Regions from separate parts of the Homo sapiens genome. Here all the other regions are linked to region 1. Evidence: chromatin contacts called from ENCODE Hi-C or POLR2A ChIA-PET data. All regions are on one chromosome and are shown on one strand. The core of a region is the stretch at or near the end of the contact, and the rest is flanking DNA. Distances in the headings are between cores, read along the strand shown.

Region 1 (3,440 bases), core at 385-2,884:
CTCAGCCTCCCAAAGTGCTGGGATTACAGGTGTGAGCCACCATGCCCCACCTTAAAAGAAGAATTTAGTAGCCCTAAAGAATCTCCAAGGTGAAGACTAGAAGAGAGAAATCAATGCAGCATTTGTGTAGAGACCTAGGAGGAGAGGGCCTGAACACCAAGCAGTCTCCCTGGTGTTTCTTCTCCATCTTCTATTCATAGCCTTCTACACAAACCAGAAAAAGATCATCAATTTTACACCAGATGTGAGAAGATGCCCACTCCCACTGCCTCCCCCAGTAGTAAGTCCTAATTAAAACTTGCTACCCTCTGAATCTAAAATGATTTAATGCTTCCTTTCCTTTGAAGTGATGATATTACAGATTTTATTATCTTTTCAAGGAGAAAAGGTCTGTTAGAATAAATAAAGCCTTAGTATATGAAGTAATGTTCAGAGTGTCTTATCAACTTTAGTCTTCCCCTGGGAATCCTCTCTCTTCCCCTCTGCTCACCACATCCTGTCCTTCTCTTCCAGCCCTGCTCTGATTATTAACTAAGAACCCATAGAAACTAAGGTTTCCTTTAGCTCTCCCTAAATGGGGTTTGAATAACCCACTAACCATGTTTAAACAGGTCTTCTTAATCATAAACATCACCCTAGAAGACAAACATCACTCTTCTATTATGTGGCTGCCCATAAAACCCAGACAGCTTCCTGTTTCTCTGTTTGGACCTCATGTGCCTGCCAAAGGTATGTGCCATTTCCCAGTGGCTTTGAGGGAGGCATAAAAGCCAGAGCCCACAGGACTGTGTTACTCAGTCTTTGTCTTAGGTCTCAGGTGGGGCCAGATAGGGAGGGGAGTGTCACATCTTGTTGCATTACTAAGGCTGATGGTCACCCAAAATACAAAGATAGGACTGTATCTCTTGGAGATGAAGGTTCACATGTCAACATACACCTCCCACCTATGTCAGTCTTCCCATCCCCAACCTTGGTCATGTCATTCCTCACCTCACTTCCCTCCTACTCCACTTCCAATGTGGAAAGGACCCCTCTTCTCCTGTCCACCCAACTAATAGCTACCTAGCCCACCAAAGTACACTTCAAGCCCCACCTCCTTTCTGAAGCCTCCACTGCCCACTCAGGTGACTTTCTTCTACCATTCACAGATGGTAACATGTGTGTATCATTCCTACCTAAAATGCTGGAGAATGGTATGTTAACTCTTCCTGTGGTATTTGTTTTCCCAACATTATATTTAAGTTCCTGGAGTGCAGAAAGTGTGTGCTGTCCATGTTTGAATGCCCCACATGCCTAATGAAGGACAATGTAGATGGAAGACCCATGAGCAATATACTGAATCAATTAAAGAGACAGGGCATGACATTGTTCAGGCAGCTGTTAATAATAATAATAAAATTAGTTGCTATTATTAAGCCTGTCTTAAACTGCAGAGAACAAGACAGACACAGGGGATGACCTACAAGCTTCAAGACTCAGAGAATTCAACAACCTTAAGAAATACCTCCTGGGCAGAATGCTGTATTTGGAAGGTTGGAAGACTCTGAGCTTGAGAACCCTGAAGAAGGCGGAACTGTTGGGTTGCCGGCAGCCGGGAAGGGTTTGCCTGACACTCTTGGCTGGGCGGGAAGAAATGGGGGGAAGGAGAAGGGCGGCGCACTGGGCTGCTGGAAGCTGGGTTCCTTCCGAAGGGACGTTACGCTACCGTCCGTAATATCACCCCAAGCCCTAGCATTCTCAGGAAAGTCGCTTATGAAGCTATGACTCAAGTGCCGCAGTGCTTGGGCCCACGCTTCGCAGCGTGGAATCAGCGGCGGGGCGCGGCGGCACGAGGAAGCTGTGCAAAGCCGAAGGGGCAGCCTCAGACCAGGAACCTTACCCGTCTGGCGGGTCTTATGGCCGAGTCACCGTGGCGGCGCGGCAGCTCGGGCCCGGTTCTTCCGGGCGGGCCGGGGTGGTCACCTCTGCAAAGCAGGGTTTCTGGGCCGTGATCGAGTCTTGCTCACGGGCATGTCGGGAAACGCCTGCTGCGCTCCCTGCCTGAAAATCCACTCTTGAAAATGCACTCCCTTAGGTTAAAACGCTGCCTTTCCTAAGGACCTTCTTTAAAAGTAAATCCTAACATAAGTTGGTGCAACCAATTTCCTTCCCTTACAGACGCTAAAAGCAGAGCACTGAAGGGGTGGGATTCTTGAAGGGGAGGGAGGGAGGTAAGGCTACTGATGATCCTGGAAGGGACAGCTCCACTGCGAAGGGTTTAGGGGAAGGCGGATATCAGCTCTGGTTGCTCGGTTAGTTTGCCCTATTTGAGCTGACGACTTTCGTTAATGAATTTCACCTCTAGTGCTCAGTGGTTTATCTGAAAGAAAAGGCTGGACTAGAGAAGTGGTTCTCAAATTGGTCCCCAGACCAGCAACATCAGCATCAGCTGGGACCTCGTTAGAAATGAAAACTATAGGCCAGTCCTAGATCTACTGAATGAGGGACTCAGCGGAGAGCCCAGGAATGTCTTTCAACAGCCCTCCAAGTGTTTCTGATTCATGCTGTCATTTGGTGACAAACTGGACTAAATGATCTGGCGAGTCCCTTGCACAGAAGAGAGCTGATACTTTTTAATGTGGTTCATGAGGCCATACAAGGCCCTCACTGATGTGGTCCTCATGTAACTGTCCAGTCTCTTAAGGCAACAGTCTTTCTCATCTACATAAAACTGATAAAACTTTCTCTAAAGAGATTTCCTCTTTGAAACCCAGGCTTACATATGCTGCTCTTCCTGACATAGCCTTTTTCTTCCATTACTATCTCCTATTTGTCCTGTAAGACTTGTTTTGTGATTATCTCTTCCAGGAAGGCCATCTCACACCTCCCAAGGTCAGGTGTCTCCCTTCTGTGTTGTTGTAGCACCTTGTAAATGTTATATCCATTTACCACCTTTATCAGGTCACCCACCAGACTGAGCGAGGTGTGAGCAGAAACTTGTACTTCTGCACGTTCAGTGTCTGACACAATGTTAGCCACTACAGTAATCATCAATGCATGAGTGAATGAATGGATGAATTGAATCCTTTTGTCAACTGAGGGCTCAGATAGTGGCTTTCTGGTTCTTTTTGATCTCTAATCATTGATAATTTAAAGCTCTTCGTGTTACCCCAATGATTTGATCAATGCTTATTACTGTTAGTAATTTTTTTTTTTTTTTGAGACGGAGTTTCACTCTTGTCACCCAGGCCCGATCTCGGCTCACTGCAACCTCCACCTCCCAGGTTCAAGTGATTCTCCTGCCTCAGCCTCCCGAGTAGCTGGGATTACAGGCACCCACCACCATCCTCAGCTAAATTTTTATATTTTTAGTAGAGATGGGGTTTCACCATGTTGGCCAGGCTGGTCTCGAGCTCCTGACCTCAGGTGATCCACCCACCTCAACCTCCCAAAGTGCTGGG
Region 2 (3,440 bases), core at 482-2,981, 320 kb after region 1:
TTTTTATTATTTTGACTTTAGATGTATTTTAATGGAGTTGCAGGAATTCTAAGATAAACAGCTTCCTACAAGGGGCAAAACTCAAAGTAGTTCCAATTTTACTTAAAAACAACAACAACAACAACGACAACAAGCGGCCGGGCACGACGGCTCATGCTTGTAATCCCAGCACTTCAGAAGGCCGAGGCGAGCGGATCACCTGACGTCAGGAGTTCAAGACCAGCCTAGCCAACATGGTGAAACCCCGTCTCTACGAAAAACTACAAAAAGTAGCAGGGCATGACGGCGGGTGCCTGTAATCCCAGCTACTCGGGAGGCTGAGGTGGGAGAATCACTTGATCCTGGGAGGCGGTGGTTGCAGTGGGCGGAGATCACGCCATTGCAATCCAGCCTGGGCGACTGAGCGAGACACCATCTCAAAAAAAAAAAAAAAAAAAAAAAACAAGCAAACAAAAACTGAATAAATGCTAGAGTTAGATTAGAAACCAAGAGTTGTGGCATGTGGACTTATTTTACTCTCTCAACAAATCCTGCAGCCACCTGGAACTTCCTTCAGTTTCTCCTTCAAGTTGTAATACTGCGACTGGTCACTGTCAATTCTGAAGCCTCTACCTTCCATAGGAGCTAGATGAAAACCGTTAAAAATGCTTTTTTGTTAACAGAAACCCAAGATGCTACCAGCGGTTGTTAAGGCAGCAAAACAGCCAACATGTTTATTTCACCTTTCAAATTGAGATTACTTTTAGAACAAAAAAAAAGTGTCAGTGTCAATGCGTTTACACTGAAATCATGTTAATTTCAAGGGAAACAAATAACGAAGGGTATTAATCCTTACAGCCATTTTCCAACCTTGTTCTCTTTTACTTGAATTCTCCATCACTAAAAATTACTCAAAACCAGGTGGAAAACTCAAGGACAAATTCTTTAAACACGTCCAAGTGCCACAAAGCACACACTCTGCCGGAGAGACAATTTAGAAACCAGCTTCACTGTTGTCACAGTGCTGGCCACATGAAATGGTTCTTTGCACCTGCAGGACGTTTTCACGGTCGTTTCGTATTCAGCACTAAGAGAAAGCCTACGTAAGTATTCCAAAAACCACCTTCATTTATTCCTTTCCTCTAAACTGAGCTCCAGGCAGAGGTGAAATGCTGGGCCTGCTGACCTTCACACAATGTCAGACTCCACTGACTAGCTTCAACAAGAGCTGACAGCAGTTTTCTGACCTTCAGCGGGACGCGACCCTAAGAATCGAAAGAGAGGAACCTCACCGATTCAGAACAGGCCTCGGAGAGCTAGCGCCCAAGCCCTGACCTTCACCCAAGATCCCCCTTCTAGGGCCGCTGTCAGCCGAAGACAGGAATCTTGAGGCCCTGTCTCTGGACACCATCGAGTTAACTGTCTGCCCTGTACCATTCTGCCTCTGCGCAGGTGACGAGCAAAAGGGCACCTGTGTCGCCTGCTCTGTCCAGCCGGAGAAGCCACGGGTGCAAGATGGCGGCATTCGCCACAGCCCCTCGCCCTCCTGCAGAGAGCGCCCGAGCCGGCGCACCACCACCCTGCAGCCCCACCCGGCCGCCTGCATCATGCCGGCCTTCGGTGCTCACCAGTCCGGCCCGCCGAGGAAGGGCGCGGACCACGGCCGCAGCAACGCGCACGGACAGCATCTTTGCAGTTACTCCGCAGGCGGTACTTCTGCAGCCGCAGCCTCCGGACTGACTGGGACAAAATGGCCGAGCCGCAAAGAAGGTCAAGACAGCCGGCCCACCTGACCCGGAAGTACTGCCCCTCGCGTTCACCACCTCTCCCCCCGCCCCCGCCGCCACTCTGCATTTTTTGGCAGGTTACTTATTTTTTTATGTAACATTTTTAAGTTTAAACCTCAAAATGAATGATTAGATATATTCCGGCTTTGGTCCTGGCATTCGTTATACATTTATTTTGGTCTTTTGAGTCGACCTTGTGGTTGCCCCGGGTGACCACGTGGGTAGCTGAATCTGCTAAGCAGCAGTTCCCAGGCCCCATCTGGTGCTAGAGGATGAGGGCCTCACCCGTCTGGGGTCGCGGCTGTCTTGAGGACCAGGGCGATTAATAGTGTCGGTAGTGTTAGACCGTGGTTTAGCACGAGTAGCAACAGTGAACAGCTAAACCCCGGGACTGGCCACCAGCAGGGAGCCTCCCACGGAGCCCGTTAATCTGCAGATCTTAGCCCCACTTCAGACCCTCTGAGTCGAAAATTCGGGGCAATCTGAATTTTTAACAAACACCAGCACCGTTCCACGTGATCCGATCTGCGCTCAGGTTAAAGATTCCCAGCTTTTTTAGATTCATTCTAAAAGAATCCTGTCAGTGAATTAGAGCAAACTGTTTAAAAATCCTGATAACCGGGGGAGGGGAGCATCAAGATAAATAGCTAATACATGCGGAGCTTAATACCTAGGTGATGGGATGATAGTTACAGCAAACCACCATGGCACACATTTACCTGTGTAACAAACCTGCACGTCCTGGACATGTATTCCGGAACTTTAAATTAAAAAAAATATATCAACAATCACAAGGAGGCCTAGAAGAGTCATTGCCAATCCTACTGAGAATTGTCCAGAATCAGAAGTTTACACCAGGATAGGACGAGGACTCGCTTTTTCCTCTGCCAACATCTAGTTCATGCTATTGGGAACTCTGCTTCTTCATTTGGAGTCAAAGGGAGATGATGAAAAAACACTTTCTATGCTTACCTGGATGGGCTTTTTTTTTTTCTCCACAGAATTACCATACTGAGATTTTTGTGATATATGCAAGATTTGTGTGTGTGTGTGATGCTGGTTATTATTATGTCATAGTGGACACTTATTAACGTTGCCTTCACTTTTCTTTTTTTTTTATTTATTTATTTTATTTTATTTAAGACAGGGTCTCACTCTGTTGCCCAGGAAAGAGTGCAGTGGGTTTATCACCATTCATTGCAGCCTGGAACTCCTGGGCTGGAGCAATCCTCTGACCTCAGCCTGTGCCCCTGTGGTCCCACCACCATGCCTGGCTAATTTTTTTGTAAAGACGGCGGTGGTGGGCAGGGCGTGGGGGGAGGTCTCTCTATGTTGCCCAGGCTGGTCTCGAACTCCTGGCTTCAAGTGATCCTTCCTCCTCAGCCTCTGCGCTGGGCCCGCTTTTCACCGTTTGGAGAAGCATTTTCAGTTCCATCCCCCAAATCCTGGCTTACACCTAGAACCTGAATTTTGGTGAGGCAAATAAATATCCGGGCTACAAGGGTCATCTCCTGAAACATGGCTTGTAAACACGTGATTAGCCATCCTTTTCTCTAGTATCCTACTCTTTTCAAGGTAAGCCATGGGAAAATAGAGCAGCAGTTCTCCTGGGAATCAGGGGTACAAAAAGGCTGTCCAAGCCAGGCGCAGTGGCTCACGCCTGTAATCCCAGCA
Region 3 (3,440 bases), core at 270-2,769, 300 kb after region 1:
AACTCCTGGCCTCAAGCAATCCTCCTACCTCGGCCTCCCAACGTGCTGGGATCACAGGCATGAGCCACTGTGCCTGAACTAAATACTGTTAGTATCACGTCTGCCTCCTTCTCCTTATGTCTCCACGAACCAGTTCCTCTGCTGACTTCCTTATTTCTGGGGCCCACATCTCATTCTCCAGTTTGTATTATACAGAGCCTTTTTCCCACAGTGCCTGCCATGGGATCCCCCAGTCCTCCATTCTACCTGAAAAACTCGCAAGCCTCCCGTGAGAGCCATCTGTGGTGCCCTTGGTTCCTCTGTGAGGCTGCCACCACCCTGCACCCTAGGGTGAGTAGTGCCCCAGAAGGACCTCACAAACTCCAGTGAAGGGACTCACAGGCACAGTCTCAACTGTGTCCCTGAGGTCCCCAGCCAGGTTTCTCTACCCTGCAGCCCACGTGGGGTAGAGGGACCATCTAGGCAGCTGTGAAGCTACCTGGGTGGGTGGTGGGGGGAGGCAAGCAGGAGCCCCAGTAAGGAGTCAGGGCCCCTTGGCAGCTGCGGTCAACTTTGAGGTTTGCAGCCTCCTGCTCCTGTCTTAAAGGGATGAGGACAGCTCCTCTGAATGAGGGGGCATGGACCTTGAGGGGCACCTGGGGAGTGAGAGGACAGAGGGAAGAGGACTAGACAGAGGAGGGGGACAGGCAGACCTGCTCCCTCCAGGCTGGGCTGGCCCTACCGGGCTGGGTGGGGTACCCCCTCCAGCTTATAGGGTCTCCCACACCATCAGCCCCGCTATGGGGCCTGGACGGAAGGGCTGGGGCAATGGCCTGGGGAGGGGGCTCGGGAAACAAGGCTGTAGAACAGGGAAAGCTCCAGCAAAGGGAAGCCCTCTATGCTGTACGTTTCCTGGAAAGGACGATCCCGGGGGGCAGCTGCTGCTGTCAACCCGGTAAAGCTCACAAGCCCCCACACCAGATCCCCCCAGATCCTCTCACGGCTCAGCTCCAGGGACCGGCAGAGACTCTCCCCGGACGGGTCTCGCCTCCCTAAGGGTCTCTGCTTCGCCTGTGAGAGGAGGGGTTGATGTCCTGACTCTAAGGTGTCTCGGCTCTCTGCGTCCTCAGGAGCACGCGCTGCTGGGGGCGCGGGCGGCAGAGGGTGGGCCCTGGAGTCCGAGCCCCCGGGACTCGCGGGCACGCGGTGGGTAGCGGGGGACAGAGAGGGAACAGCAGCCCGGCGTCCGCTCCAAGTCTGCCCCTCGAGCAGTGGGGCTGGGGCCCCGATCCCTTCACGCGCGAGCTCCGCCAAGCCCCCGGGCGCGCGGTCACCGAGTGGCGCCGGAGCTGGGGAGCCCCCCACGCCCGCCGCGTTGGCCTCCCGCCCGGGCCGGGTCCTGAGCCCCGCGATCCGCTGTCGGCCCCACGACTTACCCAAAAGTTTCCCTTGAACAGTGAGCGCGTCATCGCAGCGCGAGTGGGGGCGCGGAGGAGAGCCGGGCCGCAGGTAGCACAGAGCGGGGAGGCCTGACTGCCACTGCCCGCGGCTCCGCAGACTCAACTTCTGCGTTCCACACTCGCGCAGGGAAGCCGCCCCCGGGTCCTAAACCACTCCCGATTGCGACGGCCGCCGTCGGCGCTCTGCGCTCCCTGCGCGAGACCTGGGCGGGACCCTCGGCGCTCACCCGGCCAGGGGCTGCAGCCCGCACCCGGACCCAGGCCCATTTAAAGCCCCACAGCGTCGGGCCACGATCAATATATCAGCCCGAAGCTAGCTGCCTCCTTCTGGAAGTCTTTGGGTATTGGAAATAACTGGTCCTGGCTTGGGTTCCTGCCCACAAGGCCCCCTGGACAGCACGAAATCCAGGCTCTGCGGGGTGATAGACGGGATCTGATCAGATGGTCGCGAGGACCCGGTTTAAGCTACAGAAGGCCTGGGGCCGACAACTCCCGCAGACGCCTTGGCTTCACGGCGGGCCCCACCGGCACCTGCTGCAGATCAGGCCCTGGGGGACGGTTCATTTTTTATTTTACTTTTTGTTGTTGCAGGTGTTTTTAATGAATGGGGTCACGTTTTAGTCTAAAATGTCATGGAGAGGTCATCTCTGCTGTTTCCCCTTGACTCTAGTCACTTGGTGGTGTCCTAACAGGGCTTCCAGGAGCTCAGCCGCTCTCTGACTCCCTTTCCATTCTCAAAAGGCAAGACCCTTCCCTGCCCATTCCACCCCAGCAAGAGGGGCCCAAGATTCCTTCTTCTCCCTCCACTCTTCCACCCTCACAAATAAAACCCCAGGGCAGGTCAGACCCCTCTCTGCATTGTAGTAGATTGGTACAAAAGTAATTGCGGTTTTTGCCATGACTTTTAATAGTAATGCAGGGCTTATGACAAAGTACTGCCTGGTGCGACAGGCCCGAAGCCCAACCTGAGGCCCAGAGGGGTTGAATGGCTTGCCCAAGATCACAGTTTATTTAAGGGATGAAGAGCTCAAGGTTAGAGCTCTGCCCTTCTAAATAGATGCAAAGACAGACATCCTTCCTGGGGCAGATCCATCCTGGGCAGAGGAATAGGTGCTCAAAGTGGGGAGGATAAAGGTCAAGGTTGCCAAGACTGGCACCAGCCCAGCCTGGAGAAGCAAGCACTCACCCCTGGAGCAGGTTCTAGCTACACCCAGACACAGTGAAAGGGCAATTGCTAGAATTATGTGAAGCACCTGGAACAAGTTCTGCTCCATAAAACTGCAGCCAGCCCCACTCAGATGAACTCCCACCAATAAAGTCATCCACAACTGCAAAGATGGAGAGGTGGCCTCCAGCCACCAAGCATCTCCAAGGGATGCATCCATTTACGTACTTGCTCATATCCTTTGAAAGCAGTGAGATTAGAAGGAAGGCAGAGAAGCCTGGCAGAACCATCAAGGGGCAGCAGAGGACGTGGTAGGCACTAGGAAGCTAGGCTTAACTGCAGGGGGTAAGAAATGGCACAAACTGGGGACATAGAAGCGGGAGAGCTGAAGACACCACTAAGGTTTTTCCTGGAAGTTTTAAATATTCTGGAAAAATAGTTTAGATACAATTCTAATTGTCACATTTTAATTTTTAATACATGTATAATTTTAAGTTATTAGAACGTTTCACAAGCTCTCACAGTACATTGTGCTTGATTTTCGCGACTCAGACTCTAAGCTCCCTGAATTTTAACCCTCTTCCGCCATCTGGTGACAAAGTTTTTAATTGCAAATGGTCATCCACGCTGCTGGAAAATATTCTTCATTCCTCAAACAGCTCATCTCTGGGGCAGGTATTGTGAGTAAAAAAACAAACAAAGTGTGTGCTATATCCAAGGGACATATTTAGGATATTTTACTAACTTCTGTGGTTTGAATGTTGCCCCCTCCAAGAATTCTTGTTGAAACTTAATCTGAAATGAGACAGTATTGAGAGAGGTAGGATCTTTAAGAG

The links. Hi-C counts contacts between places; a loop is a spot of excess contacts on that map. ChIA-PET counts read pairs that join two places held with the same protein, here RNA polymerase II (POLR2A). Pooled maps may share reads with other maps.
Region 2: a map with no recorded cell type shows a loop between it and region 1 (5-fold over the local background). The contact joins the promoter of ATP5F1A here to the enhancer-like site in region 1. A Hi-C loop is called at or near these places in 1 of 37 single-sample maps with no recorded cell type and 4 of 50 pooled maps. POLR2A ChIA-PET finds 5 or more read pairs at or near these places in 1 of 52 experiments (WTC11).
Region 3: a map with no recorded cell type shows a loop between it and region 1 (10-fold over the local background). The contact joins the promoter of PSTPIP2 here to the enhancer-like site in region 1. A Hi-C loop is called at or near these places in 2 of 37 single-sample maps with no recorded cell type and 5 of 50 pooled maps. POLR2A ChIA-PET finds 5 or more read pairs at or near these places in 1 of 52 experiments (naive thymus-derived CD8-positive, alpha-beta T cell).

Annotation. Positions count from the first base shown.
Region 1 is chr18:45,773,702-45,777,141 of GRCh38, forward strand. The region is part of intron 3 of LOC105372093 (a long non-coding RNA gene); the gene reads right to left. Among named protein-coding and RNA genes, the nearest start is that of SIGLEC15, 50 kb to the right of the region's middle. Within about 2 kb of position 1,635, at least 24 of the 41 ENCODE cell types and tissues checked have a DNase peak (open chromatin) inside an H3K27ac peak, as active enhancers do.
Region 2 is chr18:46,096,565-46,100,004 of GRCh38, forward strand. ATP5F1A (ATP synthase F1 subunit alpha) reads right to left here and starts at 1,732. Exons shown (of 12, transcript NM_004046.6): 1 at 1,608-1,732. The coding sequence starts at 1,667. RefSeq lists enhancers at 1,098-1,157, 1,132-2,331, 1,248-1,397.
Region 3 is chr18:46,070,741-46,074,180 of GRCh38, forward strand. PSTPIP2 (proline-serine-threonine phosphatase interacting protein 2) reads right to left here and starts at 1,520. Exons shown (of 15, transcript NM_024430.4): 1 at 1,416-1,520. The coding sequence starts at 1,448. RefSeq lists enhancers at 6-105, 146-205, 1,425-1,926 and silencers at 1,056-1,435, 1,476-1,525, 1,656-1,815.